3 separate regions of the Homo sapiens genome follow, and all the other regions are linked to region 3. Evidence: chromatin loops called from intact Hi-C (ENCODE). Cell type or tissue: dorsolateral prefrontal cortex. All regions are shown on one strand. Each heading gives the region's core, and the rest is flanking DNA. Links, peaks and the distances in the headings are about the cores only.

What was found. Peaks named below come from ENCODE experiments on the same cell type or tissue, not always from the same donor. Only the 100,000 strongest peaks of a DNase experiment are listed, where the experiment ranks them.
Region 1: it touches region 3 in a loop (10-fold over the local background); 87 of 110 quality-filtered maps call a loop at or near these places.
Region 2: it touches region 3 in a loop (2.8-fold over the local background); 5 of 110 quality-filtered maps call a loop at or near these places.

The regions. Positions count from the first base shown.
Region 1 is chr11:83,820,296-83,826,663 of GRCh38, forward strand. The region is part of intron 17 of DLG2 (discs large MAGUK scaffold protein 2); the gene reads right to left. Among named protein-coding and RNA genes, the nearest start is that of DLG2-AS2, 190 kb to the left of the region's middle. In dorsolateral prefrontal cortex, for the core only: no CTCF peak of the experiment used is centred there; no DNase peak of the experiment used is centred there; H3K27ac peaks cover 2,072 bases.
Region 2 is chr11:83,518,575-83,524,942 of GRCh38, forward strand. The region is part of intron 21 of DLG2 (discs large MAGUK scaffold protein 2); the gene reads right to left. Among named protein-coding and RNA genes, the nearest start is that of DLG2-AS2, 120 kb to the right of the region's middle. In dorsolateral prefrontal cortex, for the core only: a CTCF peak has its summit at 3,226; no DNase peak of the experiment used is centred there; H3K27ac peaks cover 1,029 bases.
Region 3 is chr11:83,289,976-83,296,343 of GRCh38, forward strand. The region is part of intron 1 of CCDC90B-AS1 (CCDC90B antisense RNA 1); the gene reads left to right. Among named protein-coding and RNA genes, the nearest start is that of CCDC90B, 6.8 kb to the left of the region's middle. In dorsolateral prefrontal cortex, for the core only: CTCF peaks have their summits at 3,164 (motif pointing right) and 3,369; a DNase peak (open chromatin) is centred at 3,216; H3K4me3 peaks cover 1,116 bases; H3K27ac peaks cover 1,318 bases.

The DNA.
Region 1 (6,368 bases), core at 478-5,477, 530 kb after region 3:
ACTTTGTATTCTCTACTAAGCATCTCTGAGGCTTGGTTTCTTCATAAAAAGTTGTTATTATAATAATACCATCCCCTGCCTGTCTCAAGGTTGCCATAAGAATAAAAATTTTAAATTGCTCCATAAATCAAAAGTACTATTCAGAAACAACCAATTATTATCAATGCTATCAGCCACATTATTAGAATGACGATACCTAAGCATTTCATATGTAACAAGGTAAACTATGGTTCAGGCTGAAAAGTCCAGACCTTGGTACCTGCTTTCAGAGTGATTTGTCTCATCTTTTATGGCTTTCAGGGCAAGAAAATGGATGTTTCAAATGAAAATATTCCCTGGAGATAGTTGTTCCTGGGGCAGAAAATACTGTGGGCCTGACAACTGAGGAAGGGAATATTTCCTTTTTTACTGATTCACTGATGAGCAAGTGAGCCCCGACATTTGAAAAGCACAGCAAATATGTAGTATAGGAACAGCTTTTTCCAGTGAAAAATGCTACCCCTGGGATCCTATCTACTGATCCATATTTAGTTATTCTCTGGTAAGTTATTCATCCAGGATTTCTCTCTTCCAACCAACCGACACTTAAACTGGAAAACCAGGCAATAGGTTGGCTCATAGATGTCACAGACAACTTAAAAAAGAATCTTCTGAGAATTTCAGGGAAAAAACTTAGAACAAAATCTCCAAAAGCTTTCCTTTCCCATTAGCGAAGACTTCAAGTTCTTTCATCTAATTTATTCATCACCTATGAACACCTGTGTGTGCCTAGCACTGGGTTAGGTTCTGGGATGCAATGATGATGCAGACATAACGCTTATGCTTACTGACCTCCATACTAGCTGGAAAGTTCACATCTCATAACTCATGATATCTGCTGCTTCAAGCTCTGCAGTTGTTCAGAACCTGAGCAGAGAAAGGGCCAATGCTGCCCTTGGGAATTTGAAAGAGAGAAGCAGCTCATGTATGAGCAATTTGCTGTTAGAGGACGCTCATCGACTCTCCACTTATGTCAGCTGTTGAGAGCGGTCATTGCATGTGGTGGAGTGAATGGTGTCAGAAGTGGTGATGGTGATGATGAAGAAGATAAGATGATACTTGGAATTAAGAAACTTATTATGGATTTTTTTTAGATGAATGGATTTTAAATAATGTCAGCGTGAGAAGAATAAGTCATAGTAGTTGTTTCTTTTTATCAATCTGCCATGCATTACGACCATGTTCATATCTTATGTCTCCACTAAGCTATCAGCCCCTGAAGGTGAGAACAATGTCTGATATACCTCTCTATTTCCTATAAACACTAGAATAATATTTGACAGTCATGTTTTCATTATTGAACACTTATAAAGTGCCAGATACTTTTCAAAACTCTTCGAATACAGCAATAAACAAAATAAATCAATAAGAGATATTCAATAAATCAAATAATTAACAAATAAGAGTCACAGCCATACAGCCAAAGTGTTTTCCACTTCTTCCACTTAATATACATGTATATGAATTGCTAAATAAATCACCAATTTCCTTCTCTCTACTGAATCATTTCCATCAACATATAAACACTGTTACAAAAAACAAACTCTACCCTCAAGTTCCCATTCTATTGCATTCCTCTCTAGAGCAAACTCAAAGGAGATAACTCTTCTCCTTGTCATTAAAAGAGGGAATTTGGATGGAAAGGCAGGAGGAACTTGTCGAAAGATATTAAGTGGAGGAGTAACATGATCAAAGTTGATAGAATCTATGGAGTTGGTGTGAAAGATGAAAAAAATACTGACTTTGAAGCTGGGCAGACCTAGAGTCCAGTCCTTTTACTACAGTCTGGTCTTAACCAAATTATTTAACCTCTCAGAATCTCAGAACTTTGACCTGCAAGATAATAGTAATCAAACCATTTGAAGTTCTTACTAGGTAGGAAGCACACAATATGTCTCTCATCCTTTGTCTTCAATTCTTCTCCTTTTATTCTCTCAGGCCTAGGCTCCTCCCACTAGAGGCTTCTCTCTGAAATAATTTCTATTGTTTAAGAAGCACTTATGATCCTTAAGATACTAGACCTAAAACATTCCTCAAATAGAGCTCAGTGAGCCAAATAATCCCCGATGGTCATTTATCATTTATCTACCCAGTGTTCAGATATGCTTCTTATTTGGGGACAATTCAAGACAGGAAGGAGGCACAGCCTTACCCCCATTAGAGAAGCTGGAGGGGGCAGCTATTCCCTTTTCCCACCCCTCAGCAGCTACAACAGGGCAAGTCAAGCAGATGTTCCAGTTGGGAATTTAGCATCCCCACACTAACGTGTAAGGTGCATGGAGAAACAGAGATTTTTCATGGCAGTGTGGTTTGGCTATAAGTGGCCAGTGGTGACAGCCCAGCACCCTTAGTAGGAGGATTTCCTCCTTGGCCTCTGAGCCTGGTTCCTCAGGCTTCCTGAAGAGCTTGTAGACTATCTGTTATTTCTCCAATAAATTCTTTTTTTTCATATAAGTTACCTGGAACTGACGTCTGTTGTCTGGAGTCAAGAACTCCAGGAGGTAAATTCACCAATCAAGCTCCCATCAGGTATATTCCTAGAGTAGTTAGCGTTAGAGGTAAGGGAGCTTGTCATGAAAGAAGGAGGCCTATACCTAGAGTCAAACAGGCTTTGAGTTAGAAAACTGTTGAACCCTTCAGTTTCTTCTTGAATAAAACAGCAGCATGATCACTTTCCTACCTATCCTGAAGGTACCCTATGAGGATCAAATGAGATAATCACAGTGAGATACTTTATACATATATATGGTAATGCAAATCTAAGGGTTATTAGAGATTAGCTAATAAAATAGGTTATTCTGAGGCCCAAACAAATTGGACTAAAAATCAGTCCACTTTTTGACTCAAAAGAGATTTCAGGAGGGATGATCAAGTCGATGATCACTCCTTCTTTAAAACTTGAGAACTCTTTGCACGATTTCCCCTTTATCTGTGATCAGCTGTTATACCACAGTTTAGATGTTTACATAGAGAAGACACTTTGAAACTTGTATAGGAAGTCCTTGCTACCCAAATTTTTTGGAAGAAGAGAATATGTCATAAACATATTTTAAATGATCATCAAGTATTTAGCATTTAATATGTAATAGAATAGTTAATTAACATTTTTCTGATCTATAGGAATTCCTCTTAGTCAATTAGGAAATGATCTGTCTGAATTGGAAATATATTCCATTGGCCAGAAATCTAAAAGCTTTAATGTATTCTGAATCTTCAGGACAGAAGGGATTAATTGGCCAGAGCGCGAGATGAATAAAACTGAGAGGGGTCCTAGGATTTCCAACTGCCTTCAGAGAAGTGGGCAAAGATGAGTCATTCATTCATTCATTCATTCATTCATTCGTTCATTAAACATTTGCTCAGTAGCTCCGTTCTAAGTTAATCAACAAGGGAGCAGAGATGAATAAAACACAGTTTCATCCTCAAGGGAAGCTTCAAAGGATCTGAACGTTGCTTCTAAGTGCCTCAATCTTACAGCCTTCGTATACAATGGCTTCCTGTGGTGACTCATATGTCTCCTTTTAAATGCTCTTTTTTTAGGCATTTATGCTTTTTTCATTAACTAGACTTTGAGTATGGACTGCCTCAGACATAAGTAAACTGCCAAATTCAATTCTTTGGTGAAGGCCTGCATCGCAGAAAGAGCATAGCTTTGAAATCAGAAGCAACAGTATTCCAAATACCACCATCATTACTGATTATCTGTGTGATCTTGGACAAATTATTTAATTTCTCTGAGCCTTCAATCCAACAAGGTTGTTAGGACAATTCAGTGAAATCACAGCGCAGTATCCAGCAAAATGCTTTGTGCTGAGCATATATTCAATAAAGGTTAGGCATTTTATCTCCAATTCTCTACTGGTTTTGCTTTCTAGGGGCCCTCTTTGTTGGGAAGTTTCCCCTCCAGAATCCTTCTTACTTCCCCAGGCTGAGCTAAGGATGGTCTCTTCTTTACGCCCATGTGGTCCCTGGAACTTACCGTTAGCATTTCCATGTTATATTGGAAATAATCTATTTATTTGTCTGTCTCCCTTCATGAGGCTACATGTTCACTGAGGACACAATGATTTTTTTCACGTTGCATCCTTAGTGTCTAGTAGCTTTTGGTACTTTGTGAATGTCTCTGAGCTCTGCAAACAAGATTTTAAGGTGAAAATTTACTTCCGTCAAATAAAATACTTGCAAGAGGTTTTCTGGAGATTATGACAGAATTTTCAAAAAATATGTTTCACTTGATAGTAATTTATATCCAAAGACTAAAAAAGTTATTTTGTTAAATAATGTTAAAAAACACTTTATCAGCATTTAAAAAATTTGCTGCAGGACTTCTCAGATCTTTCATTGAATTATGAACCTTTTTTATGAAGCATTTCACACATCCGCTATTATACACAGTTTTGGAAGTACCACTGCGAGAAAAGCTGGTGTTTTACTGGTGCACTGAGTTAAGTTTCAGACTTTTGAAAGCTGCTTACAGTTAAATCCTTTGAGTAGTGATATTGTGAGTCAGGTGTTACAAGTCTGATGTTAAGTACATGGTTCCCAATGTACTATTTTCACTGCACCTTGCTAAGTTGTGACATATAGTATGTTTATGACACATTGAATAAGCAAGACTTAAGGAATATAACTGGAAAGGAGCAATGTTAATTTTGTTTCCCTACACAGTTTGCTGAGTGCCCACAGATTTTATTGTTTTTCTTTTTGTTGTTGTTGTTTTTGTTTTTTATATATACACATATATATACACACATATATATACACATATATATAGACATATATATACACATATATATATACACACACACACACACACACATATATATATATATATATATTTTTTTTTTTTTTTTTTTTTTTTTTTGAGATGGAATTTCACTCTTGTTGCCCAGGCTGGAATGCAATGGCATGATCTTGGCTCACCGCAACCTCCGCCTCCCAGGTTCAAGCGATTCTCCTGCCTCAGCATCCTGAGTAGCTGGGATTATAGGCATGCACCACCACGTCCGGCTAATTTTGTATTTTTAGTAGAGATGGGGTTTCTCCATGTTGGTCAGGCTGATCTCAAACTCCCCACCTCAGGTGAACTGCCCAACTCAGCCTCCCAGAGTGCTGAGATTACAGGTGTGAGCCACTGTGCCCGGCCTAATTACTGCTTTTCTTTAACATATATTATACAGCCGGATTCTATGTCAGACAATGGGGATGCTGTTTAAGTGACGCTTGGGGCAATTCATGAGTTCTCTGGTCCCTTTTAGATAATGGAGGGTTTTTCCTTGTCTACTCCAAGTTCCTTTTCGAGGAAATTCAGTGAACAAGATGGAGGTAGGAGGGAGCTCAGCACAGAGGGGACAGGGCTGCTGCTCCGTCCCCACTCAGTGATATGGCTCTTCCTTTTTGTACAACAGTGAAACACACTTGTGTGTGGTTTGTTAGTAAATAACTGCTGTCCTGAGCCCTCCTGAGTGACCCACAACTCTGGCTCCCTAGAAGTCCCCACTGCCCTGCTGTCTGGCATCTGTGGCACTACGGCCATTCATTGTGTGGATGGGTGCCAGGGTTATGCCAAGGTGTGAAAATTTTGAATAGCATCCCTGACCATAGGTAAAGAAAAATCCAGAGTGGCTGAAGCATCAGTGAGAGTAGGGGAAGTATTGTGGATGGGGCAGGCTGTCCAGGCAGGCAGGGGCCAGACTCTGCAAAATTCTGTGGGCTGTGTTAACAATTTTAGGCTTTAAGAACAGCAGGACACCATTGAAAGGCTTTAAAGAGAGCAGGAAAAGGATATGATTAGATAGGCTTTTTGTACAGTTTCCTCTTTCCAAAGGCTGGAAGTCTGTATGTGATGGGTGATGTTTATATGCACTAGGCAATCATCAGGAATAAAGAACTCTGCCCATAGTCAGGCCCTGCTGAATACCCACACTCTGGTGGCTGGGCCAGGAGGTACAGCCTGGCTAGTGGGGCTCTGAAGCCAAGGCTGAGCAAGAGTGACTCCCCTGGAGCCTCTTCACAAGCCATATCTGTTTTCATTTGAGGTGGTCTTGTGATCAGGTGAGCAGTGAGTTCTGAGCTGTGCAGGAAGAAAGATCCAGTAAGGTAGGGAGAAGTCTAAATGGGCTCTACAATTAAGAGAGGCAAAAGCCAGAAATGACTGAAGAGTCAATGTGTCTAGATGCAGTGGGTTAGAGAGAGAGAGCAAATGCCTGGAACAAGCATGCTGGTTTGGAGAGGCAACTTCCACATGGTTTCTGGACCAGAACTCTAAATTTAACTGGTCAGATTTAAGGCAATAAGCTTTTACCTCCTCAAAAACAGCATCAACTCCA
Region 2 (6,368 bases), core at 478-5,477, 230 kb after region 3:
GTACCTCAGTTGGAAATGCAGAAGTGATTTGTCTTCTGTGTTGCTCATGCTGGGAGCTGTAGACTGGAGCTGTTCCTATTCGGCCATCTTCTAACCAGCAACTTTAAGTGTCTGAATTATATATCCCAAAGAAGCAGAGCTGCACAGTTGACAGAAAAGTCACAAAATCTACCCATCAGAGTCTTAGCATATATATATGTATATATTTGTACTTACTATGATGTGAGATGAAATTAAAAATGGTAAAAATGAGAATTAACGATAAATAAATAAAAAAAAGAAGTTTGTTCCTGGGGTTTCTCAGCTCGTAGATTTAAAATAGCAAATTCAGTGTGGGAGGGGGCTGGACTGAGGGGCTGCTCCATACAGCTATCTGCTGACAGTGCCAAGAGAGTACAGCTGAGCACTGTGCAACTAGGCAAGAAAACCCATCAAGTGTGGGGGTCAGGAACTTAAAACACAGTGCAGAGAGAGCAGCCACAGAGGGTGTCTGTAGTATAACTGAGGTCCATAATTATTCATTTAATGACTCCAAGGTGTCAGTCTCAGTACTAGGGGCTGGGTAAATGGTATGGAGTAAGACCCAGATGGGGCCTTTGCAGTGGTTCTGCAGCGGGGTGTACTGTAGAGAAACAGTGGTGAGAGAACTGAGTCTTCCCTAGCACTCAGCAGGTGCAACTCCAAAATTTCCACACAGCAGCCACAACCACGATTACATTGTGGAAGAAGATTTAGTTTTACTAAAGTATCACTAATCACATTAATGCTGTAATTTTGAATTTTATTGTTACAATATACCACTATTACATATATGGTGTTTAATTTGTAAATTTATTTGAACATGATAGATGATATAAGAGCTATAAGGTATTTGCCCCTAATTTTGTGTTTTTTATGTATTTAGGTAACATCATTATAAAAAGATTTAGTCAACACTTGGGGGCATGGGTGCCCAGAAATATTATTTTCTTTAAAAGGGGACCCTATATTCTTCACCTCATGGGATTCTTGTGAAGATTTAATGAGAAAAATTGTTCTATTTAGCAAAAACACCTGGCTTATATGTAATCTTCAAAAAACATCAATTGTATTGTTATCACATTTAAAAAATACTAATCAAAGTCAAATTCTTTATTTGCCAAATGTGAGCTTTGCCTATTACTGCGAAGGGCATAAACACAGAAGTTCAGGCAGCTCATGGGATGAGCTGGGTGATGGGGAGCTTTTACCTGCAACAAAGCAATCATTCCATCCATTGGCAATCGTAGATTCATATCTGTCTTTTTCTGACTGTCATTTGGGCTTAGACTCCACTTCACCTAGAGCCATTAGACTTGGGAGGTGTTCACAGAATCCTTCTCTATGAATAAGGAGTGACCAGGTTTGTCATTCACATTTACCTCATGCCCCAAATTCATTATGGTATTAATTCTTTGGGCAGGTGAGCACAAGTCAATTACAGAGCAAAATGGTGGCTTCTTAGGGCCTTCCAGGAAAAACCACCACATCAAGAGTGTTCAAACAGGACGTGTTAGTAAAATCTTTACAAATGTTCATGAAGTTGTCAAAACATAAAAGGCGAATGGCATATCTGCAAACTTTTTACTTCTTTTCAAGTGAGATAGGCTTTCACTTATATTGACAAGTGCTTGTAATAAATTTGAGACAGTAATTGGAAAAGTTCTCACTTTGTAGTTGTGTCACTCAGATTTCTCAGAACTCTGTGAATGAATGGAAACTGCATTACGGTTATCACTACTAACAAATAAAAGATGTTTCTCATAGCTTCCCCATTGTTGCCTATGTATACCAATAGCCCTGGAGTCATGGAAATTATTTTTCTCTTTTTCTCTTACAGGGATTTCAAGTGCACAGAAAGGGAAAAATCATAATCCTTAGTCATGATATACCTTTCATTGCTCATGCTTTCACATTAGGTGGCAGGTTCATGGTGCTTACTGCGTTGTCATAGATAGAAAGATAGCTAACTAGCTAGGTAGGTAAGTAGGTAGGCAGGTAGATAGATAGAAAGACAGACAGACAGGTAGGTAGATAGGTAGGTAGGTAGATAGATAGATAGATAGATAGATAGAAAGAAAGACAGACAGGTAAGTAGGTAGGTAGATAGATAGATAGATAGATAGATAGATAGATAGATAGATAGAGTGGGCTACACATGGATGTTTTTCTTGAGAGGTATACTTTTGATTTGACTCAATAGCCTTCATGCTATGACTCTTGTGTAGCTCGCATCTTAATGAGGTAAGTTTAACCCTCTTACATGTCCCACTTTACATAGGAGTAACTGGTCTGTCTCAGATGACACAGCCAGTGGCATAGCTGGGATGGCAGTACTAAGTTTGTTGACTGCCTAAGAAGAATAGATCATGTATCGAGACTGCCAACTTCAAAGGAAATCCAAATGTTTGCCAGACCATTTAATGTTTGCCAAGAGCATGGGCAAAGGCTCAGGCGTCCTTGTTTTCCCCCAGGCCCTAGAACAGTGCTGAACATGAAAGACGTCTTGTAAACCTTCACAAATTAAATGGAACTGTATACTAAATAAATATTCATGGACCTCCAAAGAACAGTGTCTGGCTGTGTGACTGCACACAGGTCACTTATTTCCTCTGACCCTGCCTCTTTATTTATCAAATGGGTAAGGTACAAAAGTGCTTTGCAAATACAAGGACTTATTTTCCAGTATCCACAAAGAATTTTAGTCCTGGGGGAGAAGTGGATTTATCACAGCCAGCTTTCTGGTTTTAACCTGGCAATCAATCTAAAATTAGTTTCAATTTTAAAAAGTTTACTTTAGTGACAATTTTTTTTATTCTGACCTGGGTTGGTTTTCAGTTTAATTTGGTGGTTATTCCAGTATCATGTATAAACTGCCATTGATTTCTGATAACACGTAGCAATTACTTAATGCTGCAGACTTGATTTACCAGGTAAGGCAAATGTGTTGGAGTGAGGTGTTGGTGAGATGCCTGCTAGAGGATAGATTTAAAAGCATACATACAATTTTAATTTCCGGTCTGGACTCTGCCAAGTTTATTTCCCTTCCACTGTCCTCCTAGTGGGCAGTTACTTTGCACCATTCGCCTTTTACCCCTTCTCTACCAATTCTATTCAGGGTCCCCCACATGTTCATGAATGACATTTTTAACAGTCTCCCCTACATGCCATTGCCATCTGTGGGCTCCCTTCAATTCCTAGGATGTAGGCTCTATGATTTCTCCCCTGAGTCATCCCACCGTCCTTCCCTAGGTGTCTCCCTACTCCAGTCCCTCCCAAGTCCCCACCATCCATCCTCCCAGCAAGAGTCAACCTCTTTATTTACAAACACAGCCTGTCACTCCTCCATCCAATAACCTTGAAGGGCTCCCCAGTACCCAAAGAAGAGCCTCTTCAAAAATTTTAAAGGAATACTTAATGCCCTCTGTTACTGGGCCTCAAGCTATGTTTACAACCTTACCACTGCCCCATTGTGTGTGCCCATTGAATGGAATACTCGCTGGTCACCAGATACCCTCTATTCGTTTACTTTTGCTCCTGCTGTTTTCTAAGTGTTAAAGTGCACTTACTCCTCACAGAGTTAGCTAAAATGCTACCTTTTCTTCGGACCCTTTCTTAATTGCTCTCACATGGAGTAGGCTCTCCCGCCCATTTGAATACCTGTTAAGACTCTATTCATGTTTTGCTAAACTTTTTTGCCTTATGCTATAGCTGTGTGTATATGTATGTGTGTGGTGTGTACCAAAAGAAAGTCTTGGGATGGCAGAGGTGGGGTCTTATTCATCTACGTCTCCACCCAGTGGCCAGAGCGGTATCCAGTGCATACAGGAAACTCAAAACCTATTTATTGAAATAAAAGGAAGTAACACTCAGATCAAGAGAACCTTCCTCTAAAGGCAACAATAAATTATTTGGTTCTGCATTCACAACCTATAGAAAAAAAAAAAGTGATCTGTGCCTTCTAATTTACATGATTTTTCTCCTAATACACCATGTTCTTTCTTCTCACATTATTTAATTCAATACTTATTGGTTGAGTGCCATGAACTATTTTAGGCCCTAAATAATTCATAGTCCTGGCCTTCAAGGAACTTGCTATCTATTCTCCAGAGTTTATTATTATAGTTGAAAAATCACATCTCAGAAAGAGAAGCTATTTGCTCCAGGTCATGTAGTCAGAAAAGTTAAGAATAGGATAGTCTAATTTTAGAGCCCCCCCCCCCTTTTTTTTTTAATCAAAATGCAAGGTAATTAGGTATTTTTATAAATATTAAGAACATATTGGAAGCTGTTGCTGAAACTCTTTTCAGATATTACACGTGCTATTATTTTTTAAAAAAACCTTTTTACCCACATATAAACACAATGTATAGTTAAGAGGCAAGATATACTCTTTTTACTTGCTAAGAGTCTGGCAATAATTACCATAGTGAGCAAGTCAGATGACTGGACATTCACTTCTGCATCTTTATCTTTCAGTGTTGATGTTTTAGCTTTGAGATAGTTAAAAACTTTTGCAAAGTGAAACCTGCAAGCTCAACGGTATGACTGTAGGCCTATTACTACAGAGTCAGATGAAAGGAAGTCCTATAGTGAATCAGAATTTATTCTTTAATAATTCCCAAAGTAGAAATGGGTTGAGCTAAATTTTCTGAATAATACTTACCTTGAATTAATGATGAAAAGAAGATTTAACAAAAGCTCAGTGTTATCTGATAAAACTATACTTGTTATTTATATTACATAACCACATATTATACAACTCCTATTTATATTACTTTAGTCTTACCATCAGTACTTGAATGGATAGAATTAGCTATGCTACTAACATCTGGAATTAGTTCATATGTAAAAATCTTCTAAAGAATCAATTATTTTGATTTGCTTGCACAATAACAATATGTAATGCAGGGCCCAGCTCTGCCACTTACTAGCTGTAGGAGCTTGGGTAATTTATCTATCCTTTCTTAACTTCAGTTTTCTCATCTGCAAAACGGGCATATTTATAATATTTACCTCACAGGGTTACTGTTAGGAGCAAATGAGCAATGGTTATAAAAATAATATGTAGAAAATAACAAATCTACAGATGTTCAGAATAACTGGTATCCTAAATGAGATGCAATGGTTCTCCAAAGCAGTAAGCACTGATCAAGTGTGTTCTTCTAGAAATTCCTGTAGGTAGCTACACAAGATAGCAGAGAACTCAGAAACCATCTGGATTTGCAGCCAATGGCAGGGGCAGGGGGCGGGGTTTAGAATCAGTCCTGCTGCCAAGCTCCATCTTCCTGCCCATTAGAGTCAGCCAGTGGTAACTTCTCTCCCCAACTAAACAAGCACAAGGTCAAAAACACCGTATGCAAATGCACACAGGGCAGTTTTGGCAACTCTCCCTTCTTCCTCTGTGCAAAAGGAGATTTGGAATCTAAAGAAAAGAGTAGTGTTAGGAAGTTGCTCATTCTAGCCTTATAAGGGTGAGAGTTTAAGAGGTATGTGCTTGTGGGTAGGGGTGGGCAAAAGATAGACTAATATTTCTTAGTACTTTACATATATTGTATCTTTTAATATGATTTCTATTTTCACATATTAGGCTTAGATAAGTTATGATAATTGATAGGAGTTGGTTATTCTGTCTGATTCCAAACTTTTCCACTGTGCCTGTGTATCTCAAATTAGTAGCATGCCTAACAAAATCTCTGGGGAGCTTGTTAAAATGCAGCTTTCCTGCCCCCATCTCCAGAGATTCTGATCCTGCAGGACAGGGGTTGAGCCTGCTCACCTCCATTTTTAATAAGCACCTCAGCTGATTCTGATGTAGATGCTGCAGGATACACTTTTTTTTTTTCCTGCTGAAAATTTTCTGGTTTCTTCTCTCCACAGCTACTCTATGGTCCTGGGTCAGGTCTTTTCCATGTCTTACCTGAATTACTGAAATGGATCCCTGCCCTCTGGGGCTGCCTCCCTCTGGAAATTTATTTCACACCACAGCAAAATGATCTGCTAAATTCTAATCTAACCTCTGCTGAATTCCTCCCAAGGCTTTCCACTGCCCTCAAGATGGAGGACCTTCATGACCTGGTTTCCAACTTCTCTGCGTTATCTCTGGACACTTGAAGCTTTGTACTTATGCTTTGCACTTACGTAATATTAAGCTTCCTTGGCTTCCCTGAGCACACCGGGCTGTTTCCTGATTTCTGCCAACAACACTCTTTTCATCTTTTTACACCTGATTAGATTTTACTGATTCTTCAAGGCTCATTTTGAACGATATCTCTTTTAGAAACTGAAATATATTGTAAACATGAGTATGTGTGTGTGTGCACTGTGAACAGATTTTTCAGTTATAAATT
Region 3 (6,368 bases), core at 422-5,421:
TCTCAGAGTGCTGGGATTACAGGCAACTGTGAGCCACCGCACCTGGCCTAGAGTTTCACTTCTAAGAAGCTATCCATAGTAAATAATCACATCTGTAGCTAAGATTTTTGAAAAGGATGACTATTGCAATGTTATTTATAGTAGTGAAAAATTGAAAATAGTCTAAGTATTCAAAAGTGATTAAATAACTTGCAGAAGTGTCCCAATTTGGAATATTATGCAAGAATTTAGTATTTTTAAAAATAATCTTAGTGACAGGAAAATCCTTAATACATGTATATACATAATTATAATTCTGTATAATTCTTATATACAGGATTATAATTATAATTATATACATGATTATAATTCTGTTAAATGATAGGATCCCTGCTTGGGAGGAGCTAACAGGCTAGTGGAAGATACAGACCAGTAAGTGTTATCACAATATTTTACTTAACTTAAGGAATTATTATGAAAAAAGTGGATCTCTTTATATATTAATTCATGTTACTATTATTTATATTAACATAAAGCTCTCTCTGTAACACACATATACAGTGTTGATTATGTTCTCTTTGATGGAAGTGGCAATTAGATCCAGGGATTCTTAATCATTCTCTGAGGCTGGCTGGAACTATATCAAGTGAGTGCAGGAGCTTGGGTCATCCATAATCTACCATGCAGGCCAGAGAAGCATAGGAAGGAAAAGCAGGAATAGCAGATGAAGTGAGTCCAGATAGTATTCAGCTAATAGATACAGCTCCTCTCTGAGACCTCCTAATGCTCCTGTGTATTTTCAGATTCTCCTTGGTTGCTATTGTTTCTTTGTTAAACATCTTAATTTATAAAAATATTTTTCCATAAATTTGTTAATGTTTTCTCATGTTTGTTGAGAGGAATAGAAAAGATGATGCATCTAAAATACTTAGCACTGGACCTGGCATATACAAGCACCCAATAAACAATAATAATACCTGCTTACTCAGAGTTAGGAAATAATTTCCATGGGTGTCTCATGTTTCTGTATGTTTTACAAATGGAGGTCTTCTCTGCCTTTTGTTGTGGCAGTTTTGTATAACGAACAACCTTAGGAAATATAGCATCTCTCTCTGGAGCAAAAGGCCTCATGCTTACTGCCTATTATAAAAGATTTGTGTTCTCATAGGTCAGGGTTCCTCTCTGTAATGCAATGTACTGTACGTGCTCAGGCATCTACGTAGCCCCAGCTGCATCATCCCCATGAACTTGGGGCCAAGGGGAGCTGACACAAATATGCCGATACTCGTGCTGCTCGCTGCACCATCAGTAATTGGGTTCTTTGTTTCTAGCAAGGAGTCTCATATCTTCTACCAGCATCCATGCAACCATGACAGGATAACTTGATAGCCTGCTAATAGGGTAAGATCTCGGACCCTTCACAATATTATTCTTCTCTGGACTTTTAAACATTTTTCATTTTTCCAGTTTTACTTACAGAAATATCTGAGTGCCAGCTAGGTTTAAGGTTAGATGTGAGGAATGTAAAGAAAACCAGTTCAATCCAACAACTATTCAAGTTCTTACTACGTGCAGGGATTTCTGCTAGGATACGCAAGGATTGCAAAGATTTCTGCTCTCCAGTAATTTGTAATATATTAATAACTGAGAGAATAGAACAAGCATTTTAATAGCCTTCAACACAGAGCTTTAATAGGTTAGTGTCATGTAAATGTTAAGAAAATAATAAATCCTATAATTCAGTTGAAGGTTAAATGCTTTTTGATAATGGTTATCAAGAAGAGATAGGATTTGAACCTTAGGGGTTTTAGTTAGTAGAGGTTGTAAGGCAAGGGGTCCAGGAGAGAGGATTGGAGTGAGCAAGTACAATTTACTCATCGCTTTGCTCCTTCCTACTCAGGGACTTTGCATATGGTAAAGCATCACTACTCAACTTGGAGCTCTTTCTCCTCTTTATCTGGCCAATTCCTTTATATCTTTCAGATTCCAGTTTAAATGGTGACTTTTTAGAGTAACTCTTTAAGAAGTCATTCCCACTCAAACAACATGCAGATTTGGTACTTTTGTTATGGACTCATACAGCAACCCAGCCTTCCCATGTCTCTGCACTTAATATTTGTTTTCTCCATTATGGTAGAGACCATATGTGTCATGGTGTCTCCAGTGCTTATCATGCCTGGGCCATAACAAGCTTTTGGTAAGTGTGTGTTGAATGAATGAGTGAATGTTCAAAATATGGTCATAGTTTGGTGAGGAAACTTCGTAGACTGGGGCATAGGAATTATATGAAGACTGGGTGGAATTGGGGTGAACAAAATGAAAAAGGTAGAATAAAAAAGACTAAGGAAATTGAATTTCATACAGTGGACTTGCAGGAGATTTTGAAATTTTTTGAGCTAAAATAGATAAAAATCAGTTTGAATTTCTTTCTAGAAAATAACTATTTGCCATTTGCTAGTGTAGGCAAATGAATCCTTTCCTCTTCCAATGTCTGATGAGATGGCCTGGACATGAGAAATGCTCCCCTGCTGAAAGCAGCCTAGTTTATCTAAATCTCAAAGGCCAACAGGGTAGCAGGGAAGTGGGTCCTGGTTTTTTTCATTGCAAATAACCACTTTTTTTTTTTTACCTTTATAAGCTCCCATTTAAAACACAGCTTACACTCTTTACCAACAACATGTATGAAGCCACTACTTATTTTCCTATTTTCCATTAATTCAAGATAAGTTACTGTTGGTGAGTGGGAGATAAGCAGTGCTGATTTAACAGTAAGCTGATAAATTTACAGGGGAAGGCGAAGATACTTGCCAATTTCTTCAGTGGTTTCCAATTTCATCTCCAGCAATGATACAATTTTTTGAGGCATTTTAATATGTCCAAATCCTCTTGAGGACCCCATTGCTCCAGTACTCTTTCCTCTGATGTTTAGAGGTCTGGGGTCCCAGCTTGGGCACAATTGTATCAGATGACCAGAGATCACCCAGGACTACGACTATAGCTCTGGTGACTTCACGGAGAGAGAATGCAGCCTGGACCACTCACATGTGTCAGTCATTTTCTCTTGGAATAGGTGATGTGAAGGAATCTCGATGTGTTTTAAAGCCTGTGAATGAGGCATTGAGAAAGAGAGAGCTCTGGACCAAATGGGTTTCATTTTCTTCCTTAGCTTACTTGGAGCTCTTGCCACTAGGGGGAGGATGTGAAAAGAACCAAGGACAATTCTTTGCTTCTTTGCTCTCATCTCTGAAGCTGAGTCAGAGGGCCCATTGTCACAAAAGCTTTGTGTAGCTTTATGTTAATTTCACATTTTGCATGGCTGGAAAGTGACTATCAGCCCGTATTCCCTGAAAATCTGGGGAAATTTTTTTTTTCCTAATTATACAGGGAGGCTGGCAATGACACCCGATTCCGAGTTTGCCCATTAAAATAAATCAAAGAAAAGAATGATTAAAAGAATGGTAGAAAAGAAGAAGAAAGAGCTGTCAAAACATTATATACTTTGCAATGTTACATCATAACCTGGTGTCTCTCATCGATTACTCATTTTTTCTTTGAATGACTATTGAACACTATTTATGGTGCCAGGCACTGTGCTAAGCCATGAAGATATAAACATAAAACACAGTCCTGCTCTCAGATTGTCAACAGTCTATTGTAATAAATATTATGATGAAGGGTAGTATAGGCTGCCAAGGGAATGCATAAGAGAGGCTTATATTACCCTAAGCAGGGATCCGTCGGAAGGCATTAGTTTGAAAGGATGTGTGAAAGACAGTTTGGTTAAATGGATTTGGTGAATGGTGGTGTGGAGTACGTTGTGTGGAAAAGGCAACAGCACTTGCAAAAGCCGGGAAGTGTGTGTGAGAGAGCCTGGTTCATTTGGGAATGGAGAGAATGGCTGGAGCAATGGGTTAAGGGTAGGGAAATTCAGAAGGTGAGGTTGGAAAAGGTGAGGCTGGCCTTCAAGGTCTTTTTTACTTTATCCATGAGTAAGAGGAATCACTGAAGGGCATTAGGCTAGGGAGTAGCTTTGAAAAGAAAGGTGGCCAGGCATGGTGGTTCACCCTGTCATCTCAGCAGTTTGGGAGGCCAAGGTGAGAGGATCAGTGGAGCCCAGGAATTTGAGACCAGCCTGGGCAACATAGCGAGCTCCTGTCTCTATAAAAATTAAAAAAAATTAGCCGGGCAATGGGACACATGCCTGTAGTCCCAGTTACACAGGGGGCTGAGGTGGGAAGATCTCTTGAGCCCAGGAGGTCAAGGCTACAGTGAGCCCTGATTGCACCACTGCACTCCAGCCTGGGCAACAGAGACCCTGTCTCAAAAACGAAAACGAAAAAATGAAAAGAAAAGGAAAAAAACCAAAAGGGTGTTTGCCTGCCCTTTGCTGAGTCCTTCAGCGGTCAAGGCTGTGTATTTCACCTAGATTCCCTGTCCTAGGTACTGATCTGGAAAACCCTAGACATCTGCCCCTTTCCTGGTCAGAGAAGACCCCTGGCCTGGCAGAGCCTACAGCTCCAGCCTCAAGGTACCTGATTGGAGAAGTCCTCCTCATTGTATGACTTGGCTGCCTTGGACCTCACTGGGAAAGACTAGGGAAATAGGATTTTGGGGTCTTGACTTTGGAATTCATTTTCCGCACTGGGGTATAGCAGAGCTGAAAAATCTCACTAAACTCTCAGCATGGTCTGTATCCTTCCTGTCTCCAACAACAAGGTGGGGCATTCTTCCTCAAAAATTCTTCACATGTAGGTGTTGCCTCATCTCTTATCTCACACACATGAGCTCATTTGAGCTCTTTGGCAACTCCGTGAGCTGGGTACCATTGCTCCTGTTTCATAGATGGGAAAACAGGTTCAGAAGGCTGAAGTGACTTGTCCCAGGTCACAGAGCAAGTACGTGGTAGAACTCATAATCGATTGTGCTGCACACTGCATAGATAAGTCACCCCTGTTCCTTCCACCAATTTATTTTAACTGGGTACATGGCACAAATTGTGAAATTATGTGTACTCTTAGGGACACATCATCCCTCATCCTCCAAGAAACTGTTAGTACAGAAGTGACAAATGGGTTTCATCTTCATGCCAATACCCTTCAATTGACCGTGGCTGCTTAGAACAAAGTGATGAGTGTTGTGAGGCCATATCTTGGTGCAGCAGTAAAGAATACATGATTGATTGGTAGTATCTGATATGAATGCAGGAGAGAAAGGGGGCAGCACATATGCCATTTCTAGATTATATATTCCCCTTAGGCTGCCATAATCCTGCACTGGCCATGACATTTCCACTGACTCCCACCTTCATCCCAACACCCATTTTGCTCATTTTCTCTTATTCCTTCCCTTCCTTGCTGAAATTGTTCCCACCCATTTAACAATAGCTTCAACTTACTGAGGGTTTAGTGGGTACCAGGCACTTTGCGTATATTATTTCTAATTCTCCAACAATCATGTAAGGTAGGTAGAGACAAAAACAAGACTTAGAGGGGTTAAGTAGCTTGTTCAGGGACATACAACAAGCTGGAATTTCAACCCTGAAGCACATGGAAAACTTTGCATTTTTATAATGGGTAATGAAAACCTTCATATTCACTGTTTGCTTTGAGCCTCACAACAGCCTCGGGAGGTAGTTTTCTGGGTTTGCAACTGAGGGAGCTTGAGGCTCAGGGGAGAGGCGCTGATTATTTAGTGACATAGTCACAGCTCCTGACTCCTACCTCAGGCCTTTTCCTGCTACTACCTTAGGCTCTGGGGAAGAGCCCTTGACTCCACAAAGCTATCTCTTAAGAACTGATCTATACTACTGTGGGGAGAATTTGGGGGCCCTTCATTGATTTTACTCCTGCCAGCCTTACCCTGTTTTCAGCTCTTATCATCAAGAAGGTCTTTCTTTTATTGTTAGCTCTTTGTGTAATTTAGGTCATTTCTTTAAAAAAATTTGTTGAGAAATTCACGTCACATAAAATTAACCATTTAAACGTGAACAACTCAGTAGCATTTAGTACACTTACAATGTTGTGCAACTACCACCTCTATCTAGTTCCAAAATATTTCCATCACTCCAAAGTAAAATTCCTGACCTATTTAGCAGGTTTTTCCCCTTCCCCACTCCTCTCAGCCCCTGACTAACACCGATCTGTGTTCTGTCTCTATGGATTCATCTATTCTGGATGTATCACGTAAATTGAATCATACATGTGACCTTTTGTATATGGCTTTTTTCATTTAGCAAAATATCTTGGAAGTTCATTGTGTTGCAGCATGCATCAGTACTTCATTCCTTTTCATGGCCAGTATTCTATTGCACACAATCAGTACCATGATTTGTTTATCCATCCATTCGCTGATAGACATTTGGGGTCTTTTTACTTTATGGCTATTATGAA